Linked DNA regions of Mus musculus: region 1 is linked to region 2. The links are chromatin loops, found by intact Hi-C in ENCODE. Cell type or tissue: left cerebral cortex. All regions are shown on one strand. Each heading gives the region's core, and the rest is flanking DNA. Links, peaks and the distances in the headings are about the cores only. Region 1 holds the start of 4921528I07Rik (RIKEN cDNA 4921528I07 gene). Region 2 overlaps Gm29825 (predicted gene, 29825).

Evidence for each region. A loop is a pair of places that touch in the nucleus more often than their neighbours do. Peaks named below come from ENCODE experiments on the same cell type or tissue, not always from the same donor. Only the 100,000 strongest peaks of a DNase experiment are listed, where the experiment ranks them.
Region 1: it touches region 2 in a loop (4-fold over the local background); 13 of 42 quality-filtered maps call a loop at or near these places.

The regions. Positions count from the first base shown.
Region 1 is chr9:114,313,939-114,323,320 of GRCm38, forward strand. 4921528I07Rik (RIKEN cDNA 4921528I07 gene) reads right to left here and starts at 3,090. Exons shown (of 27, transcript NM_001384245.1): 1 at 2,993-3,090; 2 at 641-711. The coding sequence starts at 3,017. In left cerebral cortex, for the core only: a CTCF peak has its summit at 4,277 (motif pointing right); a DNase peak (open chromatin) is centred at 4,289.
Region 2 is chr9:114,122,622-114,132,003 of GRCm38, forward strand. Gm29825 (predicted gene, 29825) reads left to right here. Exons shown (of 27, transcript NM_001378688.1): 4 at 1,147-1,260; 5 at 4,573-4,637; 6 at 5,320-5,344; 7 at 8,317-8,430. Among named protein-coding and RNA genes, the nearest start is that of Gm29825, 9.2 kb to the left of the region's middle. In left cerebral cortex, for the core only: a CTCF peak has its summit at 5,079 (motif pointing left); a DNase peak (open chromatin) is centred at 5,069.

The DNA.
Region 1 (9,382 bases), core at 583-8,582, 190 kb after region 2:
TGACACAGAATACCTCAAGATGCCTACTTTGTGACAAAAACTAGAGTGTTTCCCATATTTACTGACTAAGTGCCACATCAGGCAACCTTATGCGTTGGCTTCTACTGAAGGTTAGCTGAGTTACATGACAATATGGTGAAGCTAACACCTATTTAGTGATACCATCCCCTTTTGGGATGCACGCCAATCATTTGCATGCATCCTTATGTCTTAAGTTCTTGGCACCTGAACATGCCATGCTAGGACATATGATGCTTCCTCTACATCCATCTTTGGGGAACATAATCAGATTCAACCTAAACCACAGGCTCTAGAAGCCATAAAAGGAGTAAACGCTTATGTAAACATTCAAGTCTACATGAATGATATGCCTGCCACCTTCTGAGTGAAATTTACATACTGGTATTGAAGGCAGAATATTATTGTCCAGAAGACAGTCTGCCCTGACTCAAAGTCACTACCTGATACAGTTCTAATAAATCCCGATCTGATATAATTACATTTCCTTTTCCTCCTAAATAAAATATTTAATACATGAAACACTTAATCAACTTTACTTTTTCAAGTGTGCTATAGTCATAAACACATGCGGGAATCATTAAAGTAATTTTCTCTTATATAAAGGAAGAGGGCTTCTTACGGTCAGTGAGGATTTTGTCCGAGGACGGTCATCAGTTGAGAAGGGTGTGTTAGTACATTCTTGAGGTAGGACTAGAGGGACAGAAAGTCACTGTCAGCTCATGGCACCACTTATTTACACAAGCATTTTGACATCGATAAAAGTGTACTGAGGCAGTACATGTGATTAGATTCAGTTAGGCTACTACTGGGCTGTCTTTCCTGATGGTGAGTATAGGCAAAGACTAGAAAACTAAAAAGCTTTTTTTCCCTTTTTTTCCTTTTGCTTTCTAGAGGACAGGAATATAAAGCAACATAAGGGTCTATGGTTTAATATGTAACTACCTAGTGCGTGTATTCAGTTTGGGAGGGAGCACATCCAAGGGCAACTGTTGGTATCTAGTTATGCCTAATATTATTTGGGGTTCTGGGGTTAGAGACAGAATATCAGGTGCAATGACAAGCACCTATACTATCAAGACATCTCATTCTCCTCATTAAAATAAATGTCACGATGAAACCACATATGATCATCATTCCCTTTAAGCATTTTGAAACCCAAAAGGACTGAAGAATCTCTTCATCACATCTCACAAGCATATTTCAACCTCCATCAGTTGACACATTCTGATTCTACATTCATCATAAACACAGAATTTTAGCTTTTTAACACATACATTTTCCTGGGGAAGTGAATTTAGTATAAGGGACATGGTGTAACTATATTGATCCATTCATCCTTTGACATGCAATAATTTATTGACTTCTGGAAAACAATAATAAGTACCCTGTGCCTTGTTTCTCCTTTTATTCTCATGTGCTTTGTAGCATCCAGATTAAAAAGAACAGTGATAAGGAAGAGGAGTATCTGGATCCTGCTGGCCATTCAAGTCCTCTAACTCAGCTCTATGTGAGAGTTGCTCCAAGGGTAATGGGGGCTCTAAAAACTGGGTAGATATTCTGAGTACTTGTGTCACTCTCCCAGGTTGTGGCTCACAAGGTCTCTGCACTTTTGAGGGTAACATTTGTATTTCCACCAGATATCAATTAAAGATCTCTCTATTTGTAGTTGGCTTTAGGCCAGGTGTGAGGATAAGGATCCCAGTCCTACGCATCTGTGAGCTGACGAGAAGGGCTGGTACTTCCTTGCAATGCCTAGGTTGAAATGTGACAGTGGTGTCCTGTGATAAAGTGACCATGGATTTGATGTCATAAAGTAGATAATGCCTAGGACTTCTACAGACTTGAGACATCCTGACGTGTACACTGGAAACCTACCATCTTGGTTAATTAGCTTTTCACAAATATGAACCTCTTTATATTTAGGTTTTGCCCAATTCATCAAGAAAGCTATAGCTCTCTGAAGCAGTGTCAGGATAAATAAACCACATCACACGTGAAAACAGCAGGAAGGGTTAATACATCTTTTCAGCACCATGTTTCTACACGCACAGAAGAACGATTACCTCTGCATACTATTCTTTTTGTTCACCATATACGAACACTATGCTCACGGATTACTGTAAATAGTTCCTGACTCTCTAGTTAGTTCACCAGTCTAATTCATCTATTCTCTACTTCATTTGTTGAAATAGTGATCAGTCATTCAGAACAAAATAATCAACTTATTGGGTGATACCTCACTCCAAAGAGATGTGGGTCACAATGTTACCTATTTGTGATGTCTACAATTCAGGATAAATCATAAATTATGGATTTAAATTATTCAATATGGAGTAGGTACACACTCTAAACCTTCACATATGTGGAAAAGACATACCTACATTTTAGTGAATAAATATACCTAATAAGAAAATGACACGAAATGTTTGTTAAAAATGAAAATAGGCACACATTATAGTGGGAGATTTATATCATAATTTATCCCCACCACTGTGAAGCCACTCCTTTTTTCTGAGGTTAATAATTTCAAAACAGAGAACCTTAGTTATTTCTTGGTATGTCTATGATATAGTGTTATGTCTGTGAAGCACAATCTTGAGGGAGGAAATACAAACATATATAGACACATACGTACATACAAACACATTAAATTCTAAAGTCAAAATATTTTGTAGACTAAAATATAATATATAATAAAACATAATTCTAGAGCCAGGCGTGATGGTGCATGCCTTTAATCCCAGCACTTGGGAGGCAGAGGCAGGCAGATTTCTGAGTTTGATGCCAGCCTGGTCTACAGAGTGAGTTCCAGGATAGGCAGCGCTACACAGAGAAACTCTGTCTCAAAAATTAAATAAAATAAGACATAATTCTAATAATACAGCAGTTATAAGTATTTACACAAAATATTTTGAGAAATATTAACCAGTCTATTTGAAGCAAAAGCACTAAATGGCTAGCAATATCATACCTCTGGTATCACAACAGTTACCCATTATACTCAGATTCCAACACTACTATCGCTCTGTAGTTATAGACGTGTACTCTGAGGAAATCTCAAAGTATACTGGCACTCAGCACTCAGGCCTGAACATAACTAGGTACAGGTCAGCCATAAGTCACAGAGCTTGCATAGTGAACTCATAATCATACCATGACAGCCAACATCTGCTACTTAGGCAAGTCTGCTCATACAAGGTCAGGACGACAGTGTGGGTTATCATAAATGCCAATGTTCTTGATCTAAGAACAACCAACTACAAAGTTAGTTTTCTCTCATCTGCTTACATGGTTCTAAAGAACCATGTTAAAATGCCTACTTCACAAAGGTCTTTTTTGATCACTCTCTCACACATCAAAATGTGAGCTGTCAGCTACTGCTCCAGTGAATTTTTGCCTGTCTGCTGCCTTGCTCCCTGCTATGATGGTCATGGATTCTAACTCCCTGAAACTTAAAATTCTAAGTTAAATATTTTCTTTAACAAGTTGACTTGGTCATGGTGTTTTATCACAAAAAAAAAAAAAATAGAAAAGTAACTAAGACAGCCCCTAACCATGTGTCTATCTGTCCTTAATAGTTCAATTAAAGACATAATTAATGTAGAAAGATTAATTGGATGTTTCTATCCCACTTTTGATCATTTACCTCCCAAATAAAGACACAAAACTTTTAAATTTATAATAAGCCATAAAAGCACTAGAGCTGAGCAGATATCCACCCTTTATGCTAGTCAGTCTACTTTCCAGTCAATGATCCTCAGGGACAACTTGCCATGTTTCTCATGGCCCACTCCTTTCCAAATGTCTGGCCCTCATTGCCATGTTCTCACTTTCCACCTACCCCTGCATCTTCTTCCTTCCTCTTCTCTTTTCTCTCCTGGTATTCTCTGCCTCAGACCCCGAGCCCCGCACCTGAAGCCTTGCCTACCTCTCTTCTGCCCAGTTACGAGCTGTCAACCTGTTTATTTAACTAATCGCTTTAAACTAAGGAGCAAGTTTCCATAGCATCACTTGGTATATGCGATGATTTCCTCTTGACCAAGGATCTCCTCATTGCGGCAGCCAGATCTTGTGGACCAGCATTGATCACTACAGTGCATAGCAACAGACCAAACGTCAGCACACAGTGAATACTGAAAAGCAGAAGAGAAAGAGTAATAAATTCTTTTTAAATTTTTTTATTTTTCCAGCTTCAACCCCACTGGACAGGTTTCCATGAAGGTTGCCCGGGCTTCTCTTCTGCATTCCCACTGACCACCACAAGATGGCACCCTATGAAAGCCTGTTGATGTTGGATGTGGTGGTACATTGGGAAGAGAAACAAAGGTCTATTGACTCCTCCACCAAGACCATCCTCAGAATCCTATGAGGTTTAGTTTTTAACAAAGTCAAGAAGTATCTATAGCTGGGCAATGCTGGTCAAGTTATTTCCTCCTTCTGAGCTTCAGTCTCTCCTGATAAGTGATATGATAGATTGTACGTGCCAGAAAATTAGTCCTCCTTATGGTTTGCCCAAGGGTCTTAGCTTGTTCCTTCTCCCAGCATGAGATTCTTGGCATCCTCTGTCTAAGCTGTTCAGTGCCAAAGGGAGTAACACAAGCATCTCTTCATATTTCATACATGCCAGGATGGTTAGAGAAGTAGATGCTCTGAGCACTGGGAACCATTGCCTTGAGCCCTTACACTTCCTCCTTCCTCTATAGTTTCCAGGGGTGGCAGAATAGAATAGTCACAATGAAATGATAGAATTACCACTCGTTATTAATACTTCACATATAAACTAAGATCTGCAAGTGAAACTCAGTTCTAAGGATAGAAATGTCCCCTCAGTGGGAGGCTTGGCTAAGTGTTTATGACTTCTGCTTTATGTCCAACCCCTGCTCCTTAAAAATATGTGATACCCTAGCAAGATTATGCTGAAAGGACCCTGATATAGCTGTCTCTTGTCAGAGTATGCCTGGGCCTAGCAAACATAGAAGTGGATGCTCACAGTCGGCTATTGGATGGATCACATGGCCCCCAATGAAGGAGCTAGAGAAAGTACCAAAGAAGCTAAAGGGATCTGCAACCCTATAGGTGGAACAACATTATGAACTAACCAGTACCCCGGAGCTCTTGACTCTAGCTGCATATGCATCAAAAGATGGCCTAGTCGGCCATCACTGGAAAGAGAGGCCCATTGGACACGCAAACTTTATATGCCCCAGTACAGGGGAACGCCAGGGCCATAAAAGGGGAGTGGGTGGGTAGGGGAGAGGGGGTGGGTGGCTATGGGGGACTTTTGGTATAGCATTGCAAATGTAAATGAGCGAAATACCTAATAAAAAATGGAAAAAAAAATATGTGATACCTAAAGTGGCATGACAAATGAGAGGTGGGAAGAAAGGGTTCTGGAAACCCCCCAAGATTTTCTAATGGTAGAGACATATGGCTATTAAATCTACCTACAACTAGGGTTGGTGCCTGAGATGACAAAGGAGGGGGCTTTCCTTCGGAAGTTACCCTTGACTAGATAGATAAATGCCTCCCAAAGGTTTTATGGATAACTGTCCTGACAAGAGTAAAAGTATCCCGAGCTTTTGTACCCGCCAGCAAGAGCACACTCAAGACAACCGGAATCTTCTGCAGCAAAGCTTTATTGCTTACTTCTCAGGAAGACCCCGACCCCAGAAAATGGAGTCGCTTATATAGCCCTCAGCCATGGCATTTCAGCACCTGATATGGCGTGTCAGCTCCTGATTTGTTACTCGCCCATCACCCCAAGATTATGCCCCGAGAATGGGCAGTTATCAACTTTCCTTTTTCCTCTCACTCCTCTGTTGACCAACCACATCATCCTGAGAAGAATTTTAGTAATAGGTGGATATAAAACCTTCAGACTGAATTTAAAGAAAATGGGAGCATAAGGATTTAATAATATAGTAAATTCTTGGGACAAGTATTAGACTGTGGTGAAGCTACAGGAGGGTACGAATCAAGGGGGATTATTTCTTTTTTAAACATGAGATGAATTATAAACTATCTTGCTAATGAAGACGTCTCAGCAGTGAGGCTAAAAGAGAAAGGATTTGTTTTCTTATGTTGCGAGCATAGGAATAAGAAGGAATTCTAAGGGAAGTAATACCCAGGCCATACAGAATTGCAATTCAAGGTGCAGTCTGGTTTATCCACCAACAGAAGAGAGCAAGGGGATTGGATGGAGAAAACACTGTCAACTTAGCCAGCACATTGCACCTCTCATCACGATGTTCCACAAGGAGCAGTGGTTTCTTCACTGTTGTTCCGTCTTTCAAGACTTTTCTCAGTGGAGACAAAGCTTATTCCTCCAATAGCACTGAATTTGAATCTGTTAAATTTGGTTTGATCTGGTTATTCAGCAGTGACAAAAGAATTTACTGGAAGGACTCTGAGAATTAAAGGGGATACAAATAGGAAGGGGAAAAAAGGCAGATTACTAGATTCAAGGATTCCACCAGCAAAGTACAAACACTCTCAGCAGAGTAGCAGGATATAAAAATCACCATACAAAAAAAGCATCTTTTCTATATATCAGTTGCAAACTCAGTGGAAACGAAGTTGGGGGAAATCCCACTCATTATAGATTTTTTTTTTTTTTTTTTTTTTGGTTTTTTTTCGAGACAGGGTTACTCTGTATAGCCCTGGCTGTCCTGGAGCTCACTTTGTAGACCAGGCTGGCCTCGAACTCAGAAATCCGCCTGCCACAGGGGAAAAATTCCTGAACAGAACAGCAATGGCTTGTGCTGTAAGATCGAGAATCGACAAATGGGACCTAATGAAACTCCAAAGTTTCTGCAAGGCAAAAGACACCGTCAATAAGACAAAAAGACCACCAACAGATTGGGAAAGGATCTTTACCTATCCTAAATCAGATAGGGGACTAATATCCAACATATATAAAGAACTCAAGAAGGTGGACTTCAGAAAATCAAATAACCCCATTAAAAAATGGGGCTCAGAACTGAACAAAGAATTCTCACCTGAGGAATACCGAATGGCAGAGAAGCACTTGAAAAAATGTTCAACATCCTTAATCATCAGGGAAATGCAAATCAAAACAACCCTGAGATTCCACCTCACACCAGTCAGAATGGCTAAGATCAAAAATTCAGATGACAGCAGATGCTGGCGAGGATGTGGAGAAAGAGGAACACTCCTCCATTGTTGGTGGGATTGCAGGCTTGTACAACCACTATGGAAATCAGTCTGGCGGTTCCTCAGAAAACTGGACATAGTACTACCGGAGGATCCAGCAATACCTCTCCTGGGCATATATCCAGAAGATGCCCCAACAGGTAAGAAGGACACATGCTCCACTATGTTCATAGCAGCCTTATTTATAATAGCCAGAAGCTGGAAAGAACCTAGATGCCCCTCAACAGAGGAATGGATACAGAAAATGTGGTACATCTACACAATGGAGTACTACTCAGCTATTAAAAAGAATGAATTTATGAAATTCCTAGCCAAATGGATGGACCTGGAGGGCATCATCCTGAGTGAGGTAACACATTCACAAAGAAACTCACACAATATGTATTCACTGATAAGTGGATATTAGCCCCAAACCTAGGATACCCAAGATATAAGATATAAGTTGCTAAACACATGAAACTCAAGGAGAATGAAGACTGAAGTGTGGACACTATGCCCCTCCTTAGATTTGGGAACAAAACACCCATGGAAGGAGTTACAGAGACGGAGTTTGGAGCTGAGATGAAAGGATGGACCATGTAGAGACTGCCATAGCCAGGGATCCACCCCATAATCAGCATCCAAACGCTGACACCATTGCATACACTAGCAAGATTTTATTGAAAGGACCCAGATGTAGCTGTCTCTTGTGAGACTATGCCGGGGCCCAGCAAACACAGAAGTGGATGCTCACAGTCAGCTAATGGATGGATCATAGGGCTCCCAATGGAGGAGCTAGAGAAAGTAGCCAAGGAGCTAAAGGGATCTGCAACCCTATAGGTGGAACAACATTATGAGCTAACCAGTACCCCGGAGCTCTTGACTCTAGCTGCATATATATCAAAAGATGGCCTAGTCGGCCATCACTGGAAAGAGAGGCCCATTGGACTTGCAAACTTTATATGCCCCAGTACAGGGGAATACCAGGGCCAAAAAGGGGGAGTGGGTGGGCAGGGGAGTGGGGGTGGGTGGATATGGGGGACTTTTGGTATAGCATTGGAAATGTAAATGAGTTAAATACCTAATAAAAAATGGAAAAAAAAAAAAAAAAAGAAATCCTCCTGCCTCTGCCTCCCGAGTGCTGGGATTAAAGGTGTGCACCACCACGCCTGGCTCATTATAGATTTTTTTAATTGTTGTGAATAAAGTTTGGAGCTGAGACAGAAGGAAGGACTATCCAGAGACTGCCCCACCTGGAGATCCATACCATAATAATGTTAGCAGACACTAACACTATTGCATATGCAAGCAAGAATTTGCTCACAGGACCCTGCTATAGCTCTCTCTTGTGAGGCTATGCCAGTGCCTGGCAAATACGGAAGTGGATGCTCACAGTCATCTACTGGATGGTACACAGGGCCCCCAATGGAGGAGCTAGAGAAAGTACCCAAGGAGCTAAAGTTGGCAGCAGGACCGGGGAGCAGGAGTGGGGGGAATATATAGGGGACTTTTGGGATAGCATTTGAAATGTAAATGAAGAAAATATCTAATAAAAAATTGTTTAAAAAATTGTTGTGAATGAGCTTACCCATGGAGATAAAAGATCTCTACAATGAAAATGTAAGAAACTGAAAAAAGAAATTGAGGAAGACACGAGAAGACAGAAATACCTCTTATTCTTTAATAGGCAGAATATTGTGTATATTCCTATGTCACTGAAAGCAATCTACATATTTAAAGAAATCCTCATCAAAATGGCAATGGCATTCCTCACAGAACAGGAAAAGGAAATCTACATTGCTGAATGGCCTGAATAGAGGTTTTATAAATTTTGTTTTTGTATTTATTAGATAGTTCCTTTGTTTGCATTTCAAATGTTATCCCCTTTCCTGGTCCTGTTCACCAACCCACCCACTCCTGCTTCCTGGCCCTGGCATTCCCCTACTGGGGCATAGAGTCCTCACAGGACCAAGGGCCTCTCCTCCCATTGATGACCGACTAGGCCATCCTCTGCTACATATGTGACTGGAGCCATGGGTCCCTCCATGTGTACTGTTTGCTTTTGTGGTTTAGTTCCTGGGACCTCTGGGGACAACTGGTAGGTTCATATTGTTGTTCCTCCTATGGGGCTGCAAACCCCTTCAGCTCCTTGGGTCCTTTCTCTAGCTCCTCCATTGGGGGCACTGTGCTCAGTCCAGTGGTTGGCTGA
Region 2 (9,382 bases), core at 1,002-9,001:
GTCCATGACCCAAAGTCTGTATCTTAGTTCTACATAAAATGTTCTCAGGATAGCTTCATCCTATTAATACTTATCCTAGAGAAGTGAAGGAAGGAGAAACACAAGTTCAAGTTCATTCTTTTCTGTAGAGTGAATTACTTGCTAGACTAGAATAGACACTTTTCCCGAAAAAAAAATTTTATAAACAGAGAAGGTCAGACTGGTGAGAGAGGCATGACCAGGTATGGTGCACTCTCACTGCCCTGCAGTCAGTACCAATATCTAAGCAGAAACTAAGAAAGGCCATACAGGTGGGCAGTGAGTATGTCACCTACAAAGTAATGTGAACACACACTGCCTATTATATCACCAATGCACCAGGCTGCTGTTCTTGTCAGTTCATGTTGAGGACATGTCCAGGCTTGGCTAATTGAAAGGAAGTTTCTATTCAGCCCAACCATCATGTGACAAATTAGTCTTGAGTAACTTTGAAACTGAGCAGTTTTTATAAAATATCTCAATGTGGTCATCTGATCAACAAATTACTCCCTGAGAGGCACCAGTCAGGTTGAAGTTCTTAGAGAAAGACCACACATAGTTTCTTAGATAAATAGGGACAATAAATACATTCTCTGCTGCCCATGTGAAACCAACTGAAACCTCATGCTTCCTAGATGCATTCATATGTAGATAAGTCTTCTGTCATTTAATAGACACCACAAAGCAATTCTATGTGCTTTTCCTTGAGGGCTAGCTTTGTGTGTGTGTGAGTGTGTGTGTGTGTAATTGTATACCCATATACAATTTTGTTTTGAACTAAGATTAATAGGGTATCAAATATATAGCGCTGTAGTGAACATACCAGAGACCTGGTGCTCTTCTCTGTACATTGTCACACTGACATGAAGTTATGACTTACCCACACCATCAGTGTAATGCATGCTTGTGTGCACAGTGACTGAGTGATCTTTCAAAAGCTCCACTGTAACTCTGATGATGGTGCCTGAGGAATGGTCATGAGATGGAACGTACAAACATAAACCCATTAATGTTTTTTGCTGGGTTTTTGGTTTGGTTATTGATTGCTTTTGTTGTTTTTGTTTTTTTTTTTGTTTTGTTTTGTTTTGAAGCTAACATAACCTGTCTCTGTTGTTAATGCATTCCAAGTATTTACAATCGTAAGAAATATCCACCACAAGAATCCTGTTGTTCCCATGGAAGCTGAAGAACATCAAGCCCCAACTTCCTCATCTATACAAAAACCACAAAATGAAACAAAAGGTACTGAGGAAATAGAATAATTTTATTAAATTATATCCAGTTGTTGTAGATCATAAGGTATGATACAAGGAAAACAAACATGACCAGCTTAGAAACCTTTTCTTCTGTAGATGAGGTTAATTTGCATACTTCACTAGGTTAAATTCAAACACAGAATTTAAAAACAGATTTCAAATTTGCCACTTGTTCTCATTGAGTAATGAGAGAGGAAAAATGAGCTCAGTCCTGTCTGCGTCACGGTCACTTCACCTGCTGCAGACAGGAACAGTTGAGCCACCCTCTCTATGACCTGTTCACAGACACCTGAAATGTGGATGGATTGAATGTCACCCATCTCAAGGGTGACCCTGTGACTATCAAAAGTGTCAAGAATGAAGATAGACTAGGAATTAGATCACAGCATTTCTGGTCTGACCCCTTGGCAGTGGGTCCCTGGAGTGGTGTGCTACACCCTGTGCTTGGGAGGCTTAAGGGAATGGGAAAGAAGAGTAGAAACAGGGAAATGGCAGGAGGGGTAGGAGGTTTCTGTGGGTTTCTTTTTCTTTCAACAGGATCAAGGTGACCACTGTCAGGTTGTGTATTCTTGGCTTCTGGCTCTGTGATTTGAAGGCAGTCTTTCAAACTTAGCACTTTTCAGTTATGTCAGTTTGTGCCAAATGGCCAAGCCTGGCTACCACTGTGGTTAACAGATCTCCATGGAAGCTGTGCCAAAGGCACTGTCCCAGTTTGTAGTGAAAAGGAATGTCTGCTTCAGCACAGTAGATTGAGTATGGAGCGCAGACTTGCTGAGAACCATAGTTGTAGGAGTTTCAGGCAGAGATTCCGTGCAACACGAGGAAAGAAACAGAGTGCTTATGTCCAGCTCACCTTCTTGGACAGTCAAGGATGTCAGCCCGAAGAACGGTGGCACTAACAGTGGCCCAGTTTGCTACCTCAGTTTATCACCACAAGATAAAGTTCCACAGGCATAACCAGGCGATCTCGATTTTATCCAATTGAGATAAGATTCAGATAAGATCCAAGTGAGATAAAATGTCACCACATACACGCTGTTATGGTACCTGTGGGTTTTTATCTTAGGGTAAACCAGTATTGATGGTGAGATACAATCCTCTCCTGTGCACTCAAATGACCTATATATTCACTGTGATCTCGATGATGTGGGATGGAGATCCTGCTCCTGTGGTCTTCTGGGTATTTTTCTTTCTTTCTTTCTTTCTTTCTTTTTTTTTTTTTTTTGTAGTAGTAATGCGTTCTTGGTCCCCATGTGACCATTTAGTCCCACTTTAAAGGACAACCACAGATTAGACTGCCAAATAGCTAATAGGATTCTCTACCATGACCTCCCTGAAACACTAGCAGTGCCCTGACAAAGACCTAATGTATGTCTTTAGCTTGTAGCAGCCTATACTCCTCAATTTGAGTAGCATATTAAGTGACTGAGTCAAGGGAGGTTAGAGGCCAACATTCATCTAGGACCCTTTGACTTAATGCAGGAGAAAAGGTATACAACTGGCCTGTTCTTGGGGTTTTAAGTGGCATCCTTAGTTTAGCCTCCAAGATGCAGAGGCTGGGTTTAAGTGTTCTCCTAACACACTGCCAATGTTTCTTAGGATAAAAGATGCCAACTCTTGCAGATCAGGTCTTCAGGAACCCATCTTGCCATAGGATATTTCTTTCCTCTCTGCTGTCACTACTCGAGTCTTTTATTCTTAACGTGGTCTGACCTCTCCCATCTTTTCTGGGGAGATGAGATTAAAATCTAAGGAATGTCTGTCCTCTTAGTAGTTTCACTAAACTTTTTTTATAGGTTCACATCCTAGGCTCCTCAGAAGTATGTTTGCTTTTTTTTTGTATTCTCCCATTTCGCACTTGGTTTTGGCCTTTTATAGACTGTATCTGCATATTGTCTATCTGCTTCTGAACTCTGAGTCAGAGATACAGGATTCAACTTCTAGTCCCACCTTTTCAGGCTTCCCTCTTATTACCTCTTACCCCATCCTTCTCCAGCCACTTCTCATTTTTCCTGGTTGCCATATTGACACTGGACTATATGTCTGCCAACCATGGAAGCATCTGTGATCCCTTTCCACTGTTGCATTATTGTTCATGCTGCAAACTTTGTCCACACAGTGTGGCCTAACTCCAAGCCATGTCTCCAGCCTTGGCTTGGGGTATATATTAGGTCTTTCTCTATTCACTAAATCTTTCTTCTTCACAAAGCTCATGAGACTGACAAGATCACTGGAAGAGAACAGAAAAGAAGCTTTCTCAAGGAAAGCATGCCAGGAAAGGCAGTGTCATTAGGCCATCTGGGTTAGACCTTTACTCTATGAACAAAGGTAAAAGACTGCTGGTGGCAGCAAAGGCTGAAGAGGGACTAGTGATTGTCCTGTGCTCAAAAGTCACCTCAGGAACTGTTATCTCCGATTTTTATCATAAGATTTGTGTTGTGGCACCAGTAAGGTACTTGCTGTAAAGACTGAAGACAGGAATTTGAGCCCAGAACCTATACGGTTTACTGAAAGAACTGGGTACAAAAGGTTCACCTCTGCTGGATGGACAGACAGTTACTGAGCCTCCCAAATATAAGAAATATTAAAAAAAGCTTTTGAAAGATTTATTTTATTGTTACATTATGAAACAGATTCCTTCAAATTGCTTTAGATTATCATTTCCTAGAGAGCAAATTCTGTTCCTTGTTTTACCATAGTGTCTGCTTAGATCCATCACAACTCAAAAACCAGGTCAAAGCTGATGACAAATCCTTTTGTAATCAAGCTGCTACTCAGTGATCAGGGACACAGAACAGACTTGGGAGTTGAACTGTGACCCCCACAGCCAGAATGTCAGAGTATTTGAGGTTGCAAATGAAGAGCATCTGTGCTAAGTTATGGTTACATTTTCTACCATAACGATTTAGGGATAAAGGCTTTCCTTATGTAAACTGATACAGAATATAGGTTTTACAGTATTACCAATCCAATCCACTTGTTACTCTGTAGTTAGAAACAGCCATTGTGTTTTGGAGAACAAAGGATGAAAAATGGGTGTTGTGGTATAGAAAAATCATTATGTTCTGGAAAAAAAAATGACAGTACTTGGGGCAAGTTTCTTTTGCTTGTTCCCAACAATTTCTCTCCAAATCCTTTCTTTGCCTCTACTTCCCTTCCGAGAAGACAGCCCAGCTTTATCCCAACCTCCTCGTTTCCTATATTTAGTTACATATACCAAATCCATTCACTTTTACCCACATCAAGTAAATAAGCCGTGCCCTGAGCTGACAGTTACTCTGTGTTCCCCTACTGCTAGCTAAACATGGTGACGGTACAACTTCAGAAGAGGACGAGGAAAAGTCACCACTGCGTAGGGTTAAGGTAAGACGGGCTTTCCTTCCTCTGAGGTATAAAGCTTATCTCATTGGTTCCCTTATATATCAGTGGGTATCACATTGGAGTCATGACACTAGCCAGAAGCATCATGGGGATTAGAGCATTTACTTAGGAAGAGGATGGAATGGAGGAACTGTGCCAACTTGGTCTTATCTCAATACATCACAATGTGGTGCAACGTTATGTCCTGAATTATGAGGCTAATCGCTTTCAAGTGGGTTTCTCCAGTTTATCCTAGTCCTCATGTTTGAAAGAATATACAAACTGAGCACTCTCTACCCACATGCTAGATACCGTAGGTTTCTTATGCACCAAACGTTGGGTCATGTACTCAAGTTAGCTCTAAACCCTGGGCAGTAGAAATAGAATATGGATTACTGAAAATACAAGTTTTCATACGTGATGTAGGTTTGGGGGCCCTCTAGAGGCCAAACATGTTTGTTTGATCTACCTATGAATCAGAAAAAGTATGAAAGATACTGGTTTTGTCACATTTACAACACTCTATATATTTGTGGCAACCACTAATAATGTATCCATTAATATAGTCATCACTTGACTGTGATTTTTCATCCTTACTGCAATTACAACACATGTATCAAAACCATTTGCATATATTACCCTGCATGATTATGGAATATAATGTATTTTTCCTTCTCAATTGCAGGTAGCTTCTAAAAGAAGCCAACATAGTACGTATTGTGGAATTACTAAGATAAGAATTGTTGTAAACAGTAGTTGTGTTTTGTCTGATGCAACTCTGTGATCTAAGATGGTAACTGATAATTAAAATTTTGGTTCGTGTGTGTGTGTGTGTGTGTGTGTGTGTGTGTGTGTGTGTGTGAGAGAGAGAGAGAGAGAGAGAGAGAGAGAGAGAGAGAGAGAGAGAGAGAATGTTTTGACAAAAAGGAGAAGAAAAAACTTATGGATATATCTGTGGTCATTGAGTTCATCAAGGTACAATAATCCCTATGAAAGAGTTACTGCTTTTAGGATTTTCCTGCAAGATATCAAATTTATAAGGATCTCAAGTATTATCCTGACTGCTATAGTGGGGAGAAGTCTTAGACTGTGTCATTTACCAGGCAGCAGACAGTCAGTTTTGAAAGGTATAGAAGCACACATACTTATTTTCAGGTGACAGGGCCTAAAAATGAAACACAGTGCATGGGAACAGAAATGTAGAGTGGATGTATCCCAACTGGGTTTCCCATGGTTCATTGTAATAAAGTCAAGAGAAAGGCTTAAGGGATAGACCTTATTAGCATGGACAAATGGCAAACCATTTTAGGCACATGGTCAAGTAAAAACTCTAGTCACCACCTAGAGATTGATCAGTGCTATCTCATTCTTTAGGGAATTTAGGAAATTTTAGTTCATGAGACAGGTGTGTGTGTGTGTGTGTGTGTGTGTGTGTGTGTGTGTTTGTGTGTGTGTGTGTGTAACTTTCTGGCCCACATCTCACACAGCTCCACCTGCCTTTGCCTATTGAGTGCTGTTACTTATTAAGGGATTACACTACCACACCCAAGAGAATATACCTTTAACAGTCAGGTCCACTCTATGCTCCAAGAGTTTTATCTCTGAGTGATAGTCAGTCTCCACATTCTGAGTGTTAATACTGAGTAGACACATATTTTTAGCAGTGAAGCATGAAACTCAATATTATTTCAAGTGTTTTCTGCATAGTGCAACTACAGTTTCGGTACTTTGCTATGCTGTGGTTTGATTAAAGGGAGCTATTGGAATATGGCCTGGAGTTTCAGCCCAGTTGTCTCAGTACCTATTTAGCATGTCAGGACCCAAAGCTTGTATCCTAGTTCTGCATAAAATGTGCCCAAGATGGCTCAATTCTATTAATACTTATCCTAGTAAAGTGAAGCAAGGAGAAACACAAGTTCAAGGACATTCTTTTCTGTAGACTGAATTACATGCTAGACTAGAATAGACACCTTCCCCCCCCCACAAAAAAATTTAGAAAACAGAGAAGGTCAGACTGGTGAGGGAGGCATGACCAGGTATGGTGCACTCTCACTGCCCTGCAGTCAGTACTAATATCTAAGCAGAAACTAAGAAAGGCCACATAGATGGGCAATGAAGATGTCACCTACCAAGTGATATGAGCACACACTGCCTATTATATTACCAATGCACCAGGCTGCTGTTCTTGTCAGTCTATGTTGAGGACATGTCCAGGCTTGGCTAGTTGAAAGGAAGTTTCTATTCAGCCCAACCATCATGTGACAACTTGGTCTTGAGTAACTTTGAAACTGAGCAGTTTTTAGAAAATATCTCAATGTGGTCATCTGAATCACTCACTGAGAGGCACCTGTCAGGTTGAAGTTCTTAGAGGAAGACCACATATTTCTCCTAAGCTAGGGCCCTCCTATAGCTTCTTAGGTAAACAGGGAAAATAAATACATTAAAAAGAAAGAATTGGAATCACAAGACTTGAGTCACCAAAGCTTAGTCCTTCCTTGCTTCAAAACATACAAAATGAGTATCACATTCTCTTAACAACTTTCTGTACTGTCCTACGTGGAATATGTATAAAGTATACAAATGTATGGAAAGCTAGATAGAAATAAATATATTTACCTTACATGAAAAAATATAAATACATTCTCTATTTCCATTTGTAAGTAACTGAAACCCCACTAGATTCATTCATATGTAGATGACTCTTCTCTCATTTAAAAGACACCACAAGACAATTTTATAATATAAGTGCTTCTTTGAGGGATAGCTTATTCGAGTGTGTGTCTGTGGATATACACTTGTAAATGAGTAACCAATTAAAACCTCACCCTACCTAGATGTACTCATATGCCACTCATTCTTCTGTCATATAGCAGTGTTTTTCCTTGAGGGCTAGCTTGTATAATTGTGTGTGTGTGTGTGTGTGTGTGTGTGTGTGTGTGTGTGTGTGTGTGTATACACTTGTGTATGAGTAACCAGCTGGAACCTCATTCTACCTAGATTTATTCATATGTAGCTGGCTCTTCTATCATTTAACAGACACCACAAATCAATATATACTTGCATATCCATATCCTTTTTACTGAGAATTGTCATAGGATGTATAACTATGTATAACATCATAGTGAACACAACTCAGAAATGAGAGAGAGCATAAATTACACTAAAGATAAATAAAATATACTATATAAATTTCCATATATATATGAACAAAATATACTATATAAATTACATCCTATATATATGTATATATATACATATATATTATAGTGCATATGTACTTTGCACTCATATTTTGCAATGAAGCCTCATAGGGAGTCAAATATTAAGCATCCTAGTGAAACCACACAGGAGTGAATGAGTATATAAATTTCACTTTTTTTGCATCACCTAAGAGTGATATGGATTCTGTTTACCAGGTACAGCACTAACATAAGAGAGCACTGGTTCTCTTCTCTGTACATGGTCACACTGACATGAAGTATTGACTTACCTTCACCATCAGTGTAATGCATGCTGGTGTGTAGAATGCACTCTGTGATCTTCCCAAAATACCACTGTAGCTCTGATGATGGTGCCTGAAGAATGGTCATGAGGTGGAAGGTACCAACACAAAACCATTGCTGATTTCCTCTGTTTTTCTGCAATGACGCTGACGTCATTGTCTCTGTGAATGCATCCCCAGGGATTCCGTTCTTGAGAAACAAGTGTCGGAGGGGCAGTCTCCTCCCAATGGATGCTCAAGAATGTGACTTTATAGATACAAGTTGTGAAGGAAAACCACAAAACAACCTAGAAGGTACAGTGGAAATGAAAGCCTGAATCATGTTTCATAGTTACAGAGCCTACTGTTATGATACATGTAAAACTGTGAATATATTAGTACTTTTCTATGTAGATACTGTTAATTTGCATATTTCATTAGTTGAGATTCAACCACAGAATTTAAAAATGGATATAAGACTCACTGTTTGTTCTCATTGAGTAATGAGAAAGAGAGGAAAAATGAGCTCAGTCCTGTCTGCGTCACTGTCACTTCACCTGCTGCAGACAGGAATAGTTGAGCCACCCTCTCTATAACCTGTTCACAGACACTTGAAATGTGGATGGATTTAATCTCAACTGTCTCAAGAGTGACCCTGTGATTATCAAAAGTGTGGAGAATGAAGACAGACTTGGAATTAGATCACAGCATTTCTGGTCTGACCCCTTGGCTGTGGGTCCCTGGAGTGGTGTGCTACACCCTGTGCTTGGGAGGCTTAAGGGAATGGGAAAGAAGAGTAGAAACAGGGAAATGGCAGGAGGGGTAGAAGGGTTTCTTTTTCTTTCAAAGGCAACAAGGTGATCCCTGTCAGGTTGTGTATATTTGGCTTCTGGCTCTGTGATTTGAAGGCAGTCTTTCACACTTAGCACTTTTCAGTCTAGCTGTGCCAAAGGCACTGTCCCAGTTTGTAGTGAAAAGGAATGTCTGCTTCAGCACAGTAGATTGAGTATGGAGTGCAGACTTGCTGAGAACCATAGTTGTAGGAGTTTCAGGCAGAGATTCCGTGCAACACGAGGAAAGAAACAGAGTGCTTATGTCCAGCTCACCTTCTTGGACAGTCAAGGATGTCAGCCTGAAGAACGGTGGCACTAACAGTGGCCCAGTTTGCTACCTCAGTTTATCACCTCAAGGTAACATCCTGCCGATGTGTTTGGGGATCTGGATCTTGTCAGCTTGACTAGTGACATTAATGGTCACAGTACCCACA